Regions from separate parts of the Mus musculus genome. Here region 1 is linked to region 2. A link is a loop called in an ENCODE intact Hi-C map of the cell type or tissue named here. Cell type or tissue: heart. All regions are shown on one strand. Each heading gives the region's core, and the rest is flanking DNA. Links, peaks and the distances in the headings are about the cores only. Region 1 overlaps Rsph6a (radial spoke head 6 homolog A (Chlamydomonas)). Region 2 holds the start of Gpr4 (G protein-coupled receptor 4).

Region 1 (8,000 bases), core at 1-8,000, 140 kb before region 2:
AGAAAATGATTCTTTTTTGGTGTGGTTTCTTCTTCCTTTTTTCCCCTTCTTCTTCATCAGGGGACACTCTCCCCAGGACATTTCCAAACTGGTGGCTTAAGTCGCCCAAGTCTGTTGACTCTGGCGAAGGAGTTGGGCTAGATGACTGGCTCGGGTCTTGCTGCTGGCCCAGTTCCGTTCCCAGGACCCGAGCGATGGCAGGAGGATCAGGCTAGGAAGTCTTGAGACTTCCTTCTACCCATTTCTCAATCCCTGTTGCAGACTGACAGCCCGGTGCCCAACATCATGGAGACCGCCTTCTACTTCGAGCAGGCGGGCGTGGGGCTGAGCTCGGACGAAAGCTTCCGAATCTTCCTGGCCCTGAAGCAGCTGGTGGAGCAGCAGCCCATCCACATGTGCCGCTTCTGGGGCAAGATCCTGGGCCTGAGCCGCAGCTACCTGGTGGCTGAGGTGGAGTTCCGCGAGGGCGAGGAGGAGGGAGAGGAGGAGGAGGTGGAGGAGATGATGGAGGGAGGCGAGGTCTTGGAGACGCACGGTGAGGAGGAGGGAGAGGAGGATGAGGAGAAGGTGGTGGACAGCGTGCCCAAGCCACAGTGGAAGCCGCCGCCCATCATCCCCAAGGAGGAGAGCCGCAGTGGCACCAACAAATACCTGTACTTCGTGTGCAACGAGCCAGGCCGCCCGTGGACGCGCCTGCCGCACGTGACGCCCGCGCAGATCGTGTGCGCGCGCAAGATCAAAAAGTTCTTCACTGGCTTCCTGGACACGCCGGTCATCAGCTATCCGCCCTTCCCGGGCAACGAGGCCAACTATCTCCGCGCGCAGATTGCGCGCATCTCCGCCGCCACACACATCAGCCCGCTGGGCTTCTACCAGTTCGGCGAGGAGGAGGGCGATGAGGAGGAGGAGGGCGGCGCGGGACGCGATTCCTTTGAGGAGAACCCCGACTTTGAGGGCATCCCCGTGTTGGAGCTCGTGGACTCCATGGCCAACTGGGTACATCACACTCAGCACATCCTGCCTCAGGTGAGGATGGAGCTAGGATGGAGCTTCCCACCCTGTACACTGCCTAGGACCTACCCCAATCCAGCCCAGCATCCATCCATCCATCCATCCATCATTCCATCCATCCATCCATCATCCATCCATCCATCATCCATCCATCCATTCATCCATCCATCCATCCACCCGCCTACCTACCCATCCATCCACTCACCCATTCATCCAACCATGACCCAAAGCAACTTTGAAAAGAAAAGGTTTATTTGGCTACATATCCACTGAGGAAAGTCTGGGCAGGAACCTGGATACAGGACAGAAGCAGAGGCCATGGAGGAATGCTGCTTACCGGCTTGCTCCCCATGGTTTGAATCAGCCTACTTTCTTATACAGCCCCAGACCACTTGCCCAGGGATGGCATCGCCCACAGTGAGTTGAGCCCTCTCACACCAACCGTCAATCAAGAATATTCCCCCACAGACTTGCTTGCAGGCCAATCTGACGGATGTTTTTTCTCAGCTGGAGTTCCATCTTCCCAGATGGCTTTGCAGCAGCAGCAGCAGCAGCAGACCAGTGCCACAGGCAGAAGCCACCACACTTGTGACCAAGGACTGATCCCCATGTATGGCTGAGAAAACGTGAAGTGGCTTTATGCTGTGTACCTGCCTCCATTTTTATTCAAAGAGCCATCATTGATCAGAGGGAGTTCAAGGGCATACACATGCACACCTACACACACACACCAATAGGAGTGTTAATTGGCTTGACAGAGTACACCAATTCAATGAGGGAGGCACAGGTGACTCTACCACTGTTGAATGACACTCCCTGAGCAGAAATACTGAGATATATATCCTTTATCAACAATGTGTCCAGTCATAGAAGCTGCTGTCCCAAGGCAGTTGCTAGCGCATAACTGGGGCAGCCTTTGGAGCCACAGGGACAAGCCCACTGTTCTAGGGGCCTATTTGGCCCCTCAGCTTCTCCCACAGTAGGCTAGGCTCTGTCTTAGGGCGCCACCTGACGTTGCTGTTGCATCCGCAGGGGCGCTGTACATGGGTGAACCCACTGCAGAAAACAGAGGAGGAAGAAGAGCTAGGGGAGGAGGAAGAGAAGGCAGACGAGGCAATGGAGGAGGTGGAGCAGGAGGTCGGTCCTCCGCTTCTGACTCCGCTCTCAGAAGATGCAGGTAAGTCCCTTCCTATCTGGGCAGGCGCAGTGCCAGCCTTAGCGGGGTTGGTAGAGCAGGGAGAGCAACACACCTGGAAGCACTGATGTCTCGCATCCTCTGAGCCTCAGTGGGGATTGCTTATGTACAGCGGGCATGGGAGCACAAGCCCGCCATCCGAGCATCGGGGAAGGAAGAAGCAGGAGGCTCATGAGCAGTCCTCAGCTCTACCAGGAGGTTGAGACTCCAGGCTGGGCCACGTGACACCGTTTGTATATGAGTACTCTGTTTGCATGTATGCCTGCATGACAGAAGAGGGTATCAGATCCCATTACAGATGGTTGTGAGCCACCATGTGGGTGCTGGGAATTGAACTCAGGACCTCTGGAAGAGCAGCCAGTGCTCTTAACGGCTAAGCCGTCTCTCCAGCTTGAGACCCTGTTTGATTTTGTGTTTGTTCGTTTTAAAATATTGATTGATTGATTGATTGTTTTTGTGTTTAAAAGAAACCCTTATGGGTCTGAGGGAACGTGTCCATCTTTTATCTAAGCGTGGCATGTGACAGTGACCATGGCCTTGAGACAAAGACTCTTTCTTGGTTTTCCCTTTTTTTTTGGGGGGGGGGAGCATCAGGGGAGAGAGGCCAGAGCCAGGGATCTCGGTGTGAGTCCTAGCTCTTGCACGGGGGGGGGGGGGGGGGGACGGGGACGGGGGGGGGGGCGATCCATCCCTTCTTTCCTGTCTCTCCGCCCACATGATAAGGCAGGGCGTGGCAAGCCCTGACCACTCCACCCCACCCCGCCCCTTTCCTTCTCCTACAGAAATCATGCACCTGTCGCCCTGGACCACCCGCCTCTCCTGCAGCCTCAGCCCTCAGTACTCGGTGGCCATCGTGCGCTCCAACCTCTGGCCAGGGGCCTATGCCTACGCCACTGGCAAGTACGCCGTTGCCCTGACTCAAGGGTCCGCCTATGGTAAAGAAATCTTATCTGCCAGGATCCATGATAGTTTCTCTCAAAAGACTGACAAGTCCCGCCAGGCATGGCGGCACAGGTCCTTAATCTCAAAAGCTGGGAGGCAGAGGCAGGCAGATCTCTGTGAGTTCAAGGGCAGCCTGGGCTACACAGAGAGACCCTGTCTCAAAAAATACATATAGGGGTTGGAGAGATGACTCCGCAGTTAAGAGCACTGACTGCTCTTCCAGAGGTCCTGAGTTCAGTTTCCAGCAACCACATGATGTCTTACAACCATCTGTAATAAGATCTGCTGCCCTCTTCTGGTGTGTCTGAAGACAGATACAATGTACTCACATAAATAAAATACATATAAAAGTTATATATAGCCGGGCGTGGTGGCTCACGCCTTTAATCTCAGCACTTGGGAGGCAGAGACAGGCAGATTTCTGAGTTCGAGGCCACCCTGGTCTACAAAGTGAGTTCCAGGACAGCTAGCGCTATACAGAGAAACCCTGTCTCAAAAAACCAAAAAACCAAAAAAGTTACATATACATATGTCATATGCAATGTATTATATATAAATAATATATAATAACACACATATATCACCTCCACTCCCCTTCCCGTCATTCATTCATTCATTCATTCATTCATTCATTCATTCAGTTTTTGGGTTTTTTTTTTCTGAGCCCTTCTTACCTTTAAATTGTCTCTAAATCCCTAAACCAGCTTGGCTGCAATCCCTGCTCTGCCCACCAGAGGGCAGAACTTTTCTGCTCTGAACTTGAACTTGCTCTGGGTTTTGTACAGAAGGAATTTCATGCAAACTTTAACCATATTCTTGTCGATTATTATTATTATTATTATTGTCCAGAATCTGAAAGTAGAGTTTTTCTAACCCTCCTATTCTATGCCAACACCACACATTATTTCTCTGTGTGGCCTTGGCTGTCCTGTAACTTGCTTTGCCTCAGAGGCCTACCTGCCTCTGCCTCCCCAGTGGGGGAATTAAAGGGCAACATTATTATTATTATTATTATTTTTTGGTTTTTTGAGACAGGGTTTCTCTGTATAGCCCTGGCTGTCCTGGAACTCACTCTGTAGACCAGGCTGGCCTCGAACTCAGAAATCTGCCTGCCTCTGCCTCCCAAGTGCTGGGATTAAAGGCATGCGCCACCACTGCCTGGCTCATCTTCTGCCTTTTTTTAAAAATTAATTTATTTTATGTATGTAAGTACACTGTAGCTGTCTTCAAACACCCCAGAGGAGGGTGTCAGATCCCATTACAGATGGTTGTGAGACACCATGTGGTTGCTGGGAATTAAACTCAGGACCTCTGGAAGAGCAGTCAGTTTTCTTAACCACTGAGCCATATCTCCAGCCCATCTTCTGCCTTTTTATAGAAGAATATACTAAACAAAGTCATGCATATTATTTACGTGTATTTTTTTTTCACGCCCTTGCATGCCCAGGTTACTTTATGTGCACCATATCATGCAGGCACCTTTGACAGCCAGAAGAGGGCGCTGTTGGGCCTCCAGGACTTGAGTTGTATGTGGTTGTGAGCCTCCTGGTTTTGGTGCCAAAAACCAAACCAGTGGGCACTCCTAGCAGCAGAGCCATCACTCCAGCTAAAGAGAAATTTTGTTTTGTTTTATGTGGGATTCTTCTTCTTCTTCTTCTTCTTTTTTTTTTTTTTTTTTTTTTTTTTTTTGAGACATGATCATCTGGAACTCACAATGTAGACCAGGCTGGCCTCAAACTCACAGAGATCTACCTGCCTTTGGCCCCAAATGCTGGGTTGAAGGCGTGCTCCACTGTCAGTGTGGAAGAATCTTTTAACATTAACTAAGGGTGGCTGAGCACACACGTGCCCTCATTTCAGCAGGGTCTCTGTGGCTATGCTGTGCTGTGTACTCCAGGCTAGCTCCTTGAACTTCCACACAAGATTGTCCTGTCTCTACCTCCCATATCTCCATCTGACTTTTTATATGGGTTCCAGGATCAAACCTGAGCTCACCCACTTGTGCTGCCGTCTCTCTGCCCCCCAAAGAGCCTTTTTGTTGCTGATGCAGGGTTTCACTATGCTGCCCTGGCTGGCCTTGAACTCTCAATCCTTCTGCCCCCCGCTTCTGGGGTACTGGGATTACAGGCGCATATCATCACACGAGGCTCTATAGATGAGCCTGACATGGTGGCACACAGCTTTAGACTCAGGGCAGGAGCAGGGGCCGGGGCCGGGGGCAGACCTCTGAGTTCAAGGTCAGCCTGTTCTAGAGTTCCAGGAAAGCCAGGGCTACCTTGGGCAGCTGCATGAGGGACCAACCCCAGACCCTTGTGGGGAAGGCAGCCAGGGATGCGACCGTGGGAACACAAGGACAGTCATCAGTTGTACAACACCAGTTACAAAGCAGATAAGCTCCTAATTGCATGCCTGAGTCCTCCGGGATTCTGTAGAACAGCAACCTTCATTCTTCATTCCACAGGGAAAGGAAGTGCCAGTGAGGGACAGACAGGAGGAATATTCTAGACCAGGTTTACATATGAAATATATAGGACTCACTGAGAATCTGGCAAAGATGAAAATTCTAGTTCTAACATCTAGTAAAAAGCCTGGGGTTCAGGCTGATTTTTTGTATTGTGGTGCTGGGATTGAATGCAGGGTTTAAGCCTGTTCTAGGCAAGTGCCCTATTGCTGAGCCACGCCCCCAACTCCACGCTGGAGGATTCTAGGCAGGGGCTCTACTACTGAGCCACATTCCCAACCTTTCATTTTACTTTTTTTTGGTTAGTTTTTTTTGTTTTGTTTTGTTTTTTGTTTTTTGTTTTTCGAGACAGGGTGTCTCTGTGTAGCCCTGGCTGTCCTGGAACTCACTTTGTAGACCAGGCTGGCCTCAACTCAGAAATCCACCTGCCTCTGCCTCCTGAGTGCTGGGATTAAAGGCGTGCACCATCACGCCTGGCTCTCATTTTACTTTAAAAAAATTTTTTTATATATTATTTATTTTATATATATGACAAGTACACTGTCGCTATCTTCAGACTCACCAGAAGAGGGCATCAGATCCCATTACAGATGGTTCTGAGCCACTATGTGGTTGCTGGAATTTGAACTCAGAACCTCTAGAAGAGCAGTCAGTGCTCTTAACTGCTGAGCCATCTCTCCAGCACTCATTTCACTTTTTGAGAAAAGATTTATCTATTTTTATTTAATGTGCATTGGTGTTTGGCTGTATGTATGTCTGGGTGAGGGTGCTAGATCCCCTAAAACTGTAGTTACAGACAGCTGTGAGCTGCTGTGTGGATTGAACCTGGGTCTTCAAGAAGAGCAACCAATGTTCTTAACTGTGGAGGCATCTCTCCAGCTGCCACTGCCCCTCCTCGCCCCCTGCCCCCTGTCCCCTGCCCACTCCCTGTTTCCAGACACACCAGAAGAGGGCATCAGATCTCCTTACAGGTGGTTGTAAGCCACCCTGTGGTTGCTGGGAATTGAACTCATGACCTTCGGAAGAGCAGTCAGTGCTCTTATCCATTGAACCATCTCTCCAGCCCCACCACTCCCACATTTTTACACAAACCTTTTGCATGTAGCCAGGAACCCTGAATGTCTTGGAACTTGCTTTATAGAGCAGGCTGGCCTTGAACACAGAAATCCCCCTGCCTCTGCCTCCTGAGTGCTGGGATTAAAGGCGTGCGCCACCACTGCCCAGGTCTATTTTTCACTTTTTATTTCATAACAAGTCTTTGGAATCTGGAACGTGTTTTCCATTAAAATGAATCTCAGCTTCGTTTTGAAGTTTTCATCAGAAAGTCTTCCTCGGGCTGGTGAGATGGCTCAGTGGGTTAGAGCACCCGACTGCTCTTCCGAAGGTCCAGAGTTCAAATCCCAGCAACCACATGGTGGCTCACAACCATCCGTAACAAGATCTGACCCCCTCTTCTGAGTGTCTGAAGACAGCTACAATGTACTTACATATAATAAATAAATAAATCTTTTTAAAAAAAAAAAAAAAAAAAAAAAAAAAGAAAGTCTTCCTCAGCTGATGGCATTGGGCTCATGATTCCAGTAAGCTCAGAGTATCAGGAAGTCAATGCAGGAAGAAGATGGGGTGTTCCAAGGCCAGCTTTGGCTGCAGAGTCAGCTTAAGGCCAGGTTGAGCAACTTAGAATTTATTTCAAGATAAAAAAAAAGAGCGTAGGCTACTGCTTTATGGTAAATCACTGGCCTAAAACTTCCCAGTGAGGGACTTGAATGTGACTCAGTGGTAGAGCCCCTGCCTAGAATCCCCCAGTGAGGGGCTGGGGGCGTGGCTCAGTGGTAGAGCCCCTGCCTAGAATCCCCCAATGAGGGGCTGGGGGCGTGGCTCAGTGGTAGAGCCCCTGCTTAGAATCCCCCAGTGAGGGGCACGGGGTGTGGCTCAGCAGTTAAGTGCTTGTCTAGCTAGTAGGAGACCCTGGCTTCAATCTCCATTACCACTGGGAAAAAGAAATTAACCTTAGCCAGGCTACTAATACACATCAATTATCCAAGTAGGAACAAAGCTGAGGTAGAAAGATCTCCCGTTTATGGCCAGCCTGGGATACATAGTGACACGCTCCCCTAGAGAGAGAGAGAGAGAGGGGAAAAAAAGAAGCAGATTCATGTACCCAGGCGTTCCAGGGCTCCTTGGAGGTTTTCCAATAACCAAATTAAGTATCTGCTTTATTTTTAGAATTAAAATTAACTAAAATTAATTCAAAGCCACTCTACACCCCCTGCCCCCAAATAAGCCCCAGCAGAACAGGCATTCTTCTCTAAGTGTCCACGGAAACACTCCAAGACAGAGTGTAAACTGAGTCCTTGAACAGGGCTCAGTCGACATAAGGAGCTTGCAATC
Region 2 (9,885 bases), core at 788-8,787:
GTTTTATTTTTGGAAGAGGGTCTCAAATAGCCCAGGTTTGCTTCAAAGTCCCGCTATAGCCAAGGATGTTCAATTCCCACCAACCCCCCTGCCTCTGCCTCCCCAGAGCTAGGATTATAGATGTGCACCATCAGCCCACGTTTATGTGTTGCCAGAGATGGAGCCCAGTGCTTTTCTGCCCTCTCAGCTGCCTCCCTAGCCTTTTGCTGTTGTTCATCTTACTTACTCTTCTCGGAACTGTAGTTTCCCCACAGCTATTGGATGTCTTCATGGCACAGGGTCTTTCCCAGGGTTCAGAGATGAAACCCATAGCTCTGGGGTTATTGCATACTCTCCTTTTACAAGCATTAAATGAGCACTTACTGTGTGCCTGGACAAATAAGATCTGAGAGGCCACTGTCCTCACTAAGCTGGGTGTATGACTATAGGGCTCAGGGTTTGCATTCCCAGCACCCAGGATTTCCCTATGGGCCCAGAACAAAGACCAATTTTTTACAGAGCCAGATGGCTATTGAGAGGAGTTGCCCCAGGCTGGAAGAGTCTGCTCCTGACCACACCCAACGTTTTTTCTTAATGATGCAGGGCTAGGATTTAATGAAGATTTTATATATATGGGTATACCATTGCTCTCTTCAGACACACCAGAAGAGGGCATCAGACCCCTTACAGATGGTTGTGAGCTACCATGTTGTTGCTAGGAATTGAACTCAAGACCTCTGAAAGAGCAGTCGATGTTCTTAACCTGTAACTTAAGCATGAGGGTTAAGAGAGAGGCACTCAAAAGAAAGACTGTAGAGTCTAAGTGTGGCCTTCAAGAAAAAAAAGAGGAAAGTAAACCATACTGAGTGTGGGCACAGTCTCCCCACGGGAGATCGCCACAGCCCACTTTTAATGGTAATTCGTTCAGTGAAACCAGGTTTTACAAGTTTTATCTGTCCTTTATCCTCAGCGCTGAAGACGGAATAGAGTCTTTGCGCACTAGGCAAATCCCTGAGCCACACCCCCAGCCCCTCACTGGGGGATTCTAGGCAGGGGCTCTACCACTGAGCCACGCCCCCAGCCCCTCACTGGGGGATTCTAGGCAGGGGCTCTACCACTGAGCCACGCCCCCAGCCCCTCACTTGGGGATTGTAGGCAGGGGCTCTACCACTGAGCCACGCCCCCAGCCCCTCACTTGGGGATTCTAGGCAGGGGCTCTACCACTGCGCCATATCTTCAGCAGGTAAATGTGCTCACTGCCAAACCTAATGGCTGAAATTCAATCCTCAAGATCTTCATAGCAGAGGGAGGGAGAGAACCAACCCTTATGAGTTATCTTCTGACCTCCACATTTGCTCTGTGGTACTTGCACATCCATGTACACATACGCCTACACAAGAAGGGAGGGGTGTCTGGAGAGATGGCTCAGCAGTTAAGAGAATGCACTGTTCATCTAGAGGACCTGAGTTCAAGTCCCAGCATCCACATCACGGGGCTGACTTATATTCAGCTCCAGGAGATCCAACACATTCTTCTGGCCTCCATGGGCAACTGTACAAACCTATACTCTGACACACATATATACATGTAATTAAAAATTAAATCAAGTAGTGGTGCATACCTTCAATCTCAGCTCTGGAAGCAGAGGCAGGCAGATCTTTTTAAGTTCAAAGCCAGCCTGCTATACAAAGGAAGTTCTAGGATACCCAGCCAATGCTGCATAGGGAGACCCTGTCTCCAAAAACCAAAACCATAAATAAACAAACAAATAAATTAAATCAAAATGAAGCAAGGGCTTTATGAGCTTTAGGACAACCTGGACTATACAGTAAAAACCTGTAACACATTCGCACACACACATGCACACACGCACAAACACATACACACACATACACTCACACGTGCACACACATGTTTATGTGTGGCACTAAAGAAGAAAACAGCAGTAGTCTCCAGGTAGTGTTTTTTTCTTCTGACCTCTTTTTCCCTCTTCTTCGCTTCTAACAGGCCCTCAGCCACAAATACGGTGGACACAGCAGCCATGTGACTAATGTGGCCTTCTTGTGGGATGACAGCATGGCCCTAACCACTGGGGGCAAAGACACGAGCGTGCTGCAGTGGCGGGTGGCCTGAAGCAGGGGTGTGGGGCCAGGGTAGCGTCCTGTGGCAGGGTTGAGATCTATTTTTGGGAGATGTCTATTGCGGAGTACAGTAATATATACCCAGAGTATGTCTATAGAAGAGGGGGTTATGGGGCGGGCGGGAGCAGACAGAGGTCTCTATTTATCGGGGTGGGACGAATGGGCCACCATGCCTTGTGGGAGCCATTGGTGTTTGGTTTGGGGTATTTTTTTTTAAGTTTATTCTTTTATATCATTCAGAAATACAGACTTATGCACTGAGATGTCTGGAGTCTGGTCTATTTATTTGGGGTGTGTGTGTGTGTGTGTGTGTGTGTGTGTGTGTGTGTGTGTGTTTGTGTGTGTGTTATGGAGGCCAGAGATCAAAATCAGGTGTCTTCCTCAATTGCTCTCTGCTATATTTTTTTTAAAAGAGATTTCAATTTACAGTAACATTTAATTGATTTTATTGTAATTTTAAAAAATACATTATGTAGTAGTGTGTGTATCTATGACTATGACTACACATGTGTTCAGCTGCCCTTGAAAGCCAGAAGAGGGCTCTAGGTCTCTTGGATTTAGAGTTGTAAGCAGTTGTGAGCTGCTCAAGGTAAATGCTGGGAACAGAACTGAGTTCTCTGCTGGAGCAGTAAGTGCTCTGAACCCCAGAGCCGTCCTTCCAGCCCCATCTACTTTGGTCTTTAAGACAGTCTCCCTTACTTTCTTTTGTTTTGTTGTTTGTTTGGTTTTGGTTTTTGAGACAAGGTCTCTGTGTAGCCCTCGCTGTCCTAGAACTCTATGTTCTAGGCTGGCCTCAAATTCTAAGATTCACCTCCCTCTGCCTCCTGAGTGCTGGGATTAAAGGTGTGCACAGCCATGTCTGGCAAGTAAATGTAGTTAAAAACATAAGTTGGAGAGGGTTTGTGAGGCAGCTCGGTAGCTAACGATGCCTTGCAGGGCAAGCCTGTGGCTTGAGGACCCGTGCAAAGGAGGATTGAATGAGTCTACAATGTTACACACACACACACACACACACACACACACAAACACACTAAAGAAAGGAAGCCACCAAACTTCCAACCTACTGGCCTGAAGGCATTGTCCTATCAATGTCTGGCCAGGATACAAATGTTCCTTCCACTACTCAAACAAGCAAACAAATTTTGTAAGCAGCATTCCTATGTGGCATGCATGTGTGTATGTGTGTGTATATGAGTGTTCATGTATGAGTGTATATGTGTGTATGTGCATGTGTGCATATGTGTTCATGTGTGTATGCCTGTGTATATGTGTATGCCTGTGCACGTGTGTGTGTGTGTGCACAAGTGTGTATGTGTGCATGAATATGTGTGAGTATACATGTGTGTGTAAGTGTGTGTGTGAATGTGTGTGCATGGTTGTGGGTACAGTGAAAACCAAGACAACCTCAACACTACCTCATGGAAAGGGCAGACCTGCCTCAGAAGATGCTGAGACCAAAGTGGTATCATGGAAGGGGCAACAGAAAGACCTTAACACAGAAGGGTGAAGGAGCCATTCCAGGTGGAAGTTCTGATGCGTGTTATCTCCTTCCAATAAAATCAAATAAAGCCTCTTGTGGCTCCAGCTATCTCCTGGCCCCTGTCACAGGCCTCGACAACTCTGGGTGTTGCCTGTTGGGGACAGATCTGTGTCTCTCACTTTCTCTGGACCATGGGTAGGAAGAGCCAGGATTCTTGGTCACTTCCATGCTGTCTCCTAGCTGTCTCCTTGCCCAGTTCAGTCAGAGGCAGGAACTTGGGCACTGTTTATTGAGTGGCAATTAGAGTGTGTTTGAATAGCTGAGTGTGTCTTATCCAAAGACTACTGAATTCAACTTCCTCAAAGGGCTTGTGCAAAGGGTGCAGTCTGTAAAGTGCTTGCTGCAGTAGTGACTGTCCTCTGAGACAAGTGCCTGCCATCTTACGGACTTCACCTGTGTTCCCTTGCAAAAGAAACATCCCAGCTGGGCTTTTAAACTTTTAATTTTTTTAAAAAATTATGTATATGAATACACTGTCACTCTCTTCAGGCACATTAGAAGAGGGCATTGGACTCCACTCCAGATGGTTGTGAGCCACCATGTGGTTGCTGGGAATTGAACTCATGACCTCTGGAAGAGCAGTCAGTGCTCTTAACCGCTGAGCCACCTCTCCATCCCGCTGTGCTGGGCTTTAAAACTGTTTACACCCCCTTGGGACACAAGACCCTAAGTATTCAGCCACTTCCTAGCCACTGTGGTGTGCAATGATGTCCAAGCTGCAAGTGGTTGCACAGAGGGGTGGGGTGGGGCTCCATCTATGCATATATGAGCTGTCATCATCCCCTCTGGGTAAAGGCCTTTCTGGTGTAGCCTGTTGGGAGGAGCACTCATATCCCCGCCGGGGATCCCTCACCTGTGCTGGCTAGGGAAGACCCCTCAGAGGTTGGAAACCCTCATTGCTTCCCCGTGCGCACTTGAGTAGCGTGTGCCTCGGTTTGTCTTGGGCTCTTGGGAGGAGGGCTAGACTGTGCCTAGGTCTTCTCCCAGGAAGGAGTCAGCAACACCATACAAGTATGACGTCCTGAGTTCAGATCCCCTGCACCCGTGTAAAGAGCCGAGCTGGGTACAGTATGCCAATCCCAGTGTGGCTGGGGGTTGAACCTGAGCCTCCTGCTTCCGCCATCTGAGTTCTGGGATCACAGTTGTGCGCCACCATTCCAAGACATCTCTAAGTTGTTTCTTATTGTTATTGTTTTGTTTTGTTGAGACAAAGTCTCCCTAGGCTTTTAAAGGCCTGTTTTCTGACATTCTTGGGTCAAGCCTTCTTTCCCCCCAGCCCCCCAATGGATTCCAACAATCCAAGTTCTGGGAAGGTGACCCAGACTATAGATAGAGAAACAAATGCTTGTTAGCTCTTAATGTTTTGCCGTCCCCTTGTGGTCATCTTTGGATCTGCATGGAAAATTATCCCTTGAAAGGCCAGTTGGAAAAATTGCTGGTGATTCTCCATCCACCCCTCAGTGTCCCCTCAGTGTCCCTGAGCTGGGTCGTGAGAAACTGCCTTGTGCATAGCCTGCACCCAACCAGAGTTCCCGTCCCCTCCAGTCTGAGAGTAGGGGATGAGAAGGAGTTTTCGTTCCTCGGTCTGTGTTTGCACCCTGAAGGCTTGGGTGGTGATGGTCTCATAGCTGCAGGTCCTCTCCAGGGTCTCTCTGTCCTTCTGAAAACCGTCAGCGCCAGCCTTTGTGAATGTTTCCCAGTGATCCTCAGAGAGGAGCTGTGTTTTGCCTGCCATGACTTGGAATACATTGAGGCAACTTAGGGTTAGCTAGAGGAGAGGGCGATCCCACCCCCACCCAAGCCACTGGGCACTCTGACTTGCTTTTCAGAACCAGGCCGTGGCGGCTCACACTTGTAACTCGAACAATCTGAAATGGAGGTGGGAGGATCAGGAGTTCAAGGTCAACCTCAGCTGCTTGTGAAGTTCAAGGCCCTCCTGGGCTGGGTAAAACCATGTCTCATCTCTTGGGATTTACATGTAAGGTTGCCATGACACTTGCCTTGGCTCTGCCCTTTAACTCTCTGATGCTGTGAGTGTCCCTGCTTTGTGGTTAACCAGCTCATTTCCTATGCCTATTAAGTTCCCTGGAAGAAGAGAATTCACTGGTTCAGAGAGGTGAGGTCACCTACCCAAGGCCACACAGCGGTGCTACAACAGCTCCCTTTTCCTTCTAAGTCGTTGGATTAGTGTGAAGCTGTAGACCGGGTGGAAACTAATCTGCGATGTTAAAAGAAAGAACGGGGTACTGACAAGATGGCTGATGACGGCTATCAGGAAAGTGCTTGCCATCCAAGCATGAGGACATGGATGTGGGGCTGGAGAGATGGCTCAGCTGTTAAGAACGCTGACTGCCCTTCCAATGGACCCAGGTTCCATTCCCAGTACCCACATAGCAGCTCACAAGCATCTGTAGCTCCAGTTCCAGGGGACTCGACTCCCTCTTCTGGCTCCTACAGGTACTGCAGGCACAGAGTGCACAGACATACATGTGAACAAACATATACATTTGTAAATAGTGTGGCATGTTGTAGTTGTTGAGCTGAGTTAGAGGGTAAAACCATTTGCTATCAAGCCGGACGGACAACCTAAGTTTGGCCCCTTAAACCCACATGAAGGTGGAAGGAGAGAACCAGCCCCACAAGGCTCCACATGTGTGCCAAGACACTCATCCCACATGAGTGCCAAGACACTCACCCCATATGAGTGTCAAGATACTCACCCAGCTCCCCCATGTCCCTACACAGAGTAATGATAAACAAGGATTTTTTTTTAAAACTTATTTATTTATTTATTTATTTATTTTATGCATATGAGTATACTATAGCTGTCTTCAGACACACCAGAAGAGGGCATCAGATCCCACTACAGATGGTTGTGAGCCACCATGTGGTTGCTGGGAACTGAACTCAGGACTTAGTCAGTGCTCTTAACTGCTGAGCCACCTTTCCAGCCCCCAAACAAGGATTTTAATTAGATGAGTTGGCACATACCTTTAATTCCAGCCTTTGGAAGGCAGAAGGGGACAGATTTCTGAGTTCAAGGTCAGCCTGTTCTTAGAGTGAGTTCCAAGACAGCCAGGGCTACATAGAGAAACCAAAACTAAACCAAAATCTTAGACAAAAAATCTAAGAGGAACTACCTAAAAGGGCTTCTATGTGCACATACACACACATACATGCACACACAAATCCTCACAGACATATGTGTACATGTTCACACAAGGGCACCTGATGTTACTATACACACACTAACAAAGAAAGAATTGGGTATGGTGAACCAAGCACTAAGGAGACAGAATAAAGTGGACCTCTCTGAATCTCTAATCAGCCAGGGTTACATAATAAAATCTTGTCTGAAACAACCAACACAATACTGAGTGGTATACTCAATAACAGAGCCCTTCCTAGAATCCCCCAGTGAGGGCTGGGGTGTGGCTCAGTGGTAGAGTCCCTGCCTAGAATCCCCCAGTGAGGCACTGGGGTGTGGCTCAGTGAGAGAGCCCCTGCCTAGAATTCCCCAGTGAGGGCTGGGGTGTGGCTCTTGCCTAGTGTGTGTAAGGCCATAGGTTCTATCTTCTCAGCCAAGATAAAATAACTATGTAAACTAGAATTGTAAACACCATCACTGCTGTTGTTTTTGGAGGGCTGTATTCCTGTTGGATCAGAAGTCCCTGAGTCTATAAATGACCTCTCAGGACTAATTTGTGCAGGAAGTGACCGACCGAGATAAAAAGAGGGCAATGCGGCTCTTTGGAACCTTTGCACACTTCCTGAAAACAATGGGAATTTCACTTCCAGGCAACAGACACACAAGAGTAATCAACCTGAACTCAAGAATGGCCCTCCCGCCAGCAGGGAGGCTGATGATCAGGAAAGGATAGAAACGTACAGTCCTGGCAAAGTGAGGTGTTGAAGTGATCTATGGGTACATCAGACTTTTAGAGGGCAGACTAGGGTGTCCTGGACAGCCAAGTCGAAACGTTTTAAAGATAGAACTTCATTAGCCCACTTTGCCCTCAAAACTCTCAGCTATCCTCCTGTCCCAGCCTCTCAAGTGCTGAGAGAGTGCAGGCATGCACAGGTACCCCAGAACGAGACTTTTTTAAAATAGATTTTACATTATGCTCTCTGTGAAGTGACAAGAGACAGGTTGAGAAAAGGACTGTGTCTGACTACTTTGACTGTGGAAGAAACAGAGGCAAGGCCTAAACTCTGACCCCCAAGGCTCCTTCGACTTGAGGTGGATACTTAAGAGGCCACCATGTAACATGTTTTCCTTTACATTTATCTATCTGAGGTGTATGGCACCGGACAATGCAGAGGTCAGAGGACAACTTGCACAATCCCATTCTCTCCTTCCATCGTGTGGGTCCTGGGGATTGAGTTCAGCATCAGTAGCAATCGCCTGTCTGCTGAGACAAACCCCTTTGTTCTGGGTCCCTTAGAGGGATAGAGGGATATGGAGAAGGTTATTAACAGAGGCCTGCAGGGAGGGGGCTCTTCAAAGAAGGAAGCAACAGGAAGGAAGGTCCCAAGCTAAGCTACCTTTCCCAGAAGAAGGCTTAAATTCGAAGTGTGGAATTGGAGAGAGGGTAAGGAAGGAGTTAATGGATTGTACCCCTGAAGCAGCAGGTGAGATTTCCAGGCTTGAGTTCCTGAGGTGGGGGGGGAGGACGCGGTGGGGTGCAGGGGAGCGGCAGAGGAGGGGTTAATGGGGGCGGGCCTGGCTGGGGCGGGGCCTGGGTTCCGACTCCAGCCCCGGGCCAGGGGTTGTCGCTGCTGTCCTGCCCCGCGGGGGCGCCCGCCGGGTCCCTGTGCTGTGCAGAGTCGGGACCAAGTCAGAGACGCCGGTCGCCCAGCCCAGCCGCGGAGCAGGTGGGTGCTATCCCTCCGTTCCCATTCTACCCCTTCTCAGGTCCAAGACTCTGGGTGGCCGCTCCGCTGCCTCAGTCTCCCCGCAGCGACCCCTCTCCGCCACTCGGCTCTGGAGAACTCATCTTTTCTGCTTCTCCCTCCTGAGCCTGGGGTCCCTAAGATCCCCTGCCTCCGGGTCTCTCTCATTTCTCTCTCTCTCTCTCTCTCTCTCTCTCTCTCTCTCTCTCTCTCTCTGTCTGTCTCGCGGGCGCGCGCGCACACACACACACACACACACACACACACACACACTCGATCTCACTGCATACCATAAACTATCTTTGAACTCACTCTCATGCCCACATTGACCTAACATTCACGGCAATCCTCCTGCCTCAGTTTCCTAGAGTATACCGGGATTACATGTATATGTCACCACACCCGACTCTCCACCCTCTGGCGTTTTATAGACAGATTCTGTCTGTACAGTTCAGGTTTACCTTAAACTGGCTGGCCATCCTCCTGCCTCAGCCCCTTAAATGTTGTAGGTGTTCTTCAGCAACAAACCCAATGGACTCTATTTCTTTATCTTTTGGGGTCCCCTACCTGCTCTTCCCATCTGCCTCTGGATCCCTTCTACCTCATCCTTGGCCTCCATTCCCTTGTTTATGTGAGACCCCCTCCTTTTTTTCTTTGTATGTCCCCAACTCAAACAAACCCCAACTTTGTATATCCATCTCAGTGTGTCTCTTCCCACCCTCTCTTTTCTGGTTCTCTGGCTCTTAGTGCCTCTGCCCCCATCACTCTCCCTACGTCCTGAGACATCCTGGAACCTTTTCCTCAAGGTTGTGGGGCTGCTTAGGATTGGGGTAGGGGACAGTGGGATTGCAATCCAGAGCAAATGGACTCTGAGTGACACCATGACTCTAGTACCTACTTTGTAGTCACCCATGGCTTCTGAGGTCACACCTACCCCACCCTCCTGTCTCAGGAATTCCTGGCTGGGGGTGGGGGTGGGGGGGAATGGACTTCCTTCCTCCCTTCCAGAATTTTGGCTGGGTCTCTGTTAACTCCTTCCTGCTTTGTCTTACTCCCCTTCCCTGGAACTGAACTCCTGGGCAGCATTTCTCAACCGGGCTAAGACAAAGCTCCAGAATTCCCAAAGCTTTGGTGGTGGTGGTGGTGGTGGTGGTGGTGGTGGTGGTGGTGGTGGTGTGTGTCTCAAGCTGGATTCGTACTGGGGACACTAGTGTAAATGATGGGGAACACCTTGGCGCTCCTTCTAGACCCTCCGACTAGCTACACCCCCTGAAATCTACCAAAAGGGCTTCCCAGCATGTCTCTAAGGTTGAACTTGATCAACTTGGGGTT

Evidence for each region. Peaks named below come from ENCODE experiments on the same cell type or tissue, not always from the same donor. Only the 100,000 strongest peaks of a DNase experiment are listed, where the experiment ranks them.
Region 1: it touches region 2 in a loop (2.1-fold over the local background); 2 of 42 quality-filtered maps call a loop at or near these places.

Annotation. Positions count from the first base shown.
Region 1 is chr7:19,065,046-19,073,045 of GRCm38, forward strand. Rsph6a (radial spoke head 6 homolog A (Chlamydomonas)) reads left to right here. Exons shown (of 6, transcript NM_031255.2): 3 at 262-1,026; 4 at 2,044-2,188; 5 at 2,989-3,106. Among named protein-coding and RNA genes, the nearest start is that of Dmwd, 7.2 kb to the right of the region's middle. In heart, for the core only: CTCF peaks have their summits at 3,878 (motif pointing right), 4,639 (motif pointing right) and 6,172 (motif pointing right); no DNase peak of the experiment used is centred there; H3K4me3 peaks cover 717 bases; H3K27me3 peaks cover 3,417 bases.
Region 2 is chr7:19,204,100-19,213,984 of GRCm38, forward strand. Eml2 (echinoderm microtubule associated protein like 2) reads left to right here. Exons shown (of 22, transcript NM_001347582.1): 22 at 1,987-2,383. The coding sequence ends at 2,112. It overlaps Gpr4 (G protein-coupled receptor 4), which reads left to right and starts at 8,439. Exons shown (of 2, transcript NM_175668.4): 1 at 8,439-8,535. In heart, for the core only: CTCF peaks have their summits at 5,041 (motif pointing left), 6,117 (motif pointing left) and 8,462; DNase peaks (open chromatin) are centred at 7,312, 7,382 and 8,482; H3K4me3 peaks cover 813 bases; H3K27ac peaks cover 743 bases.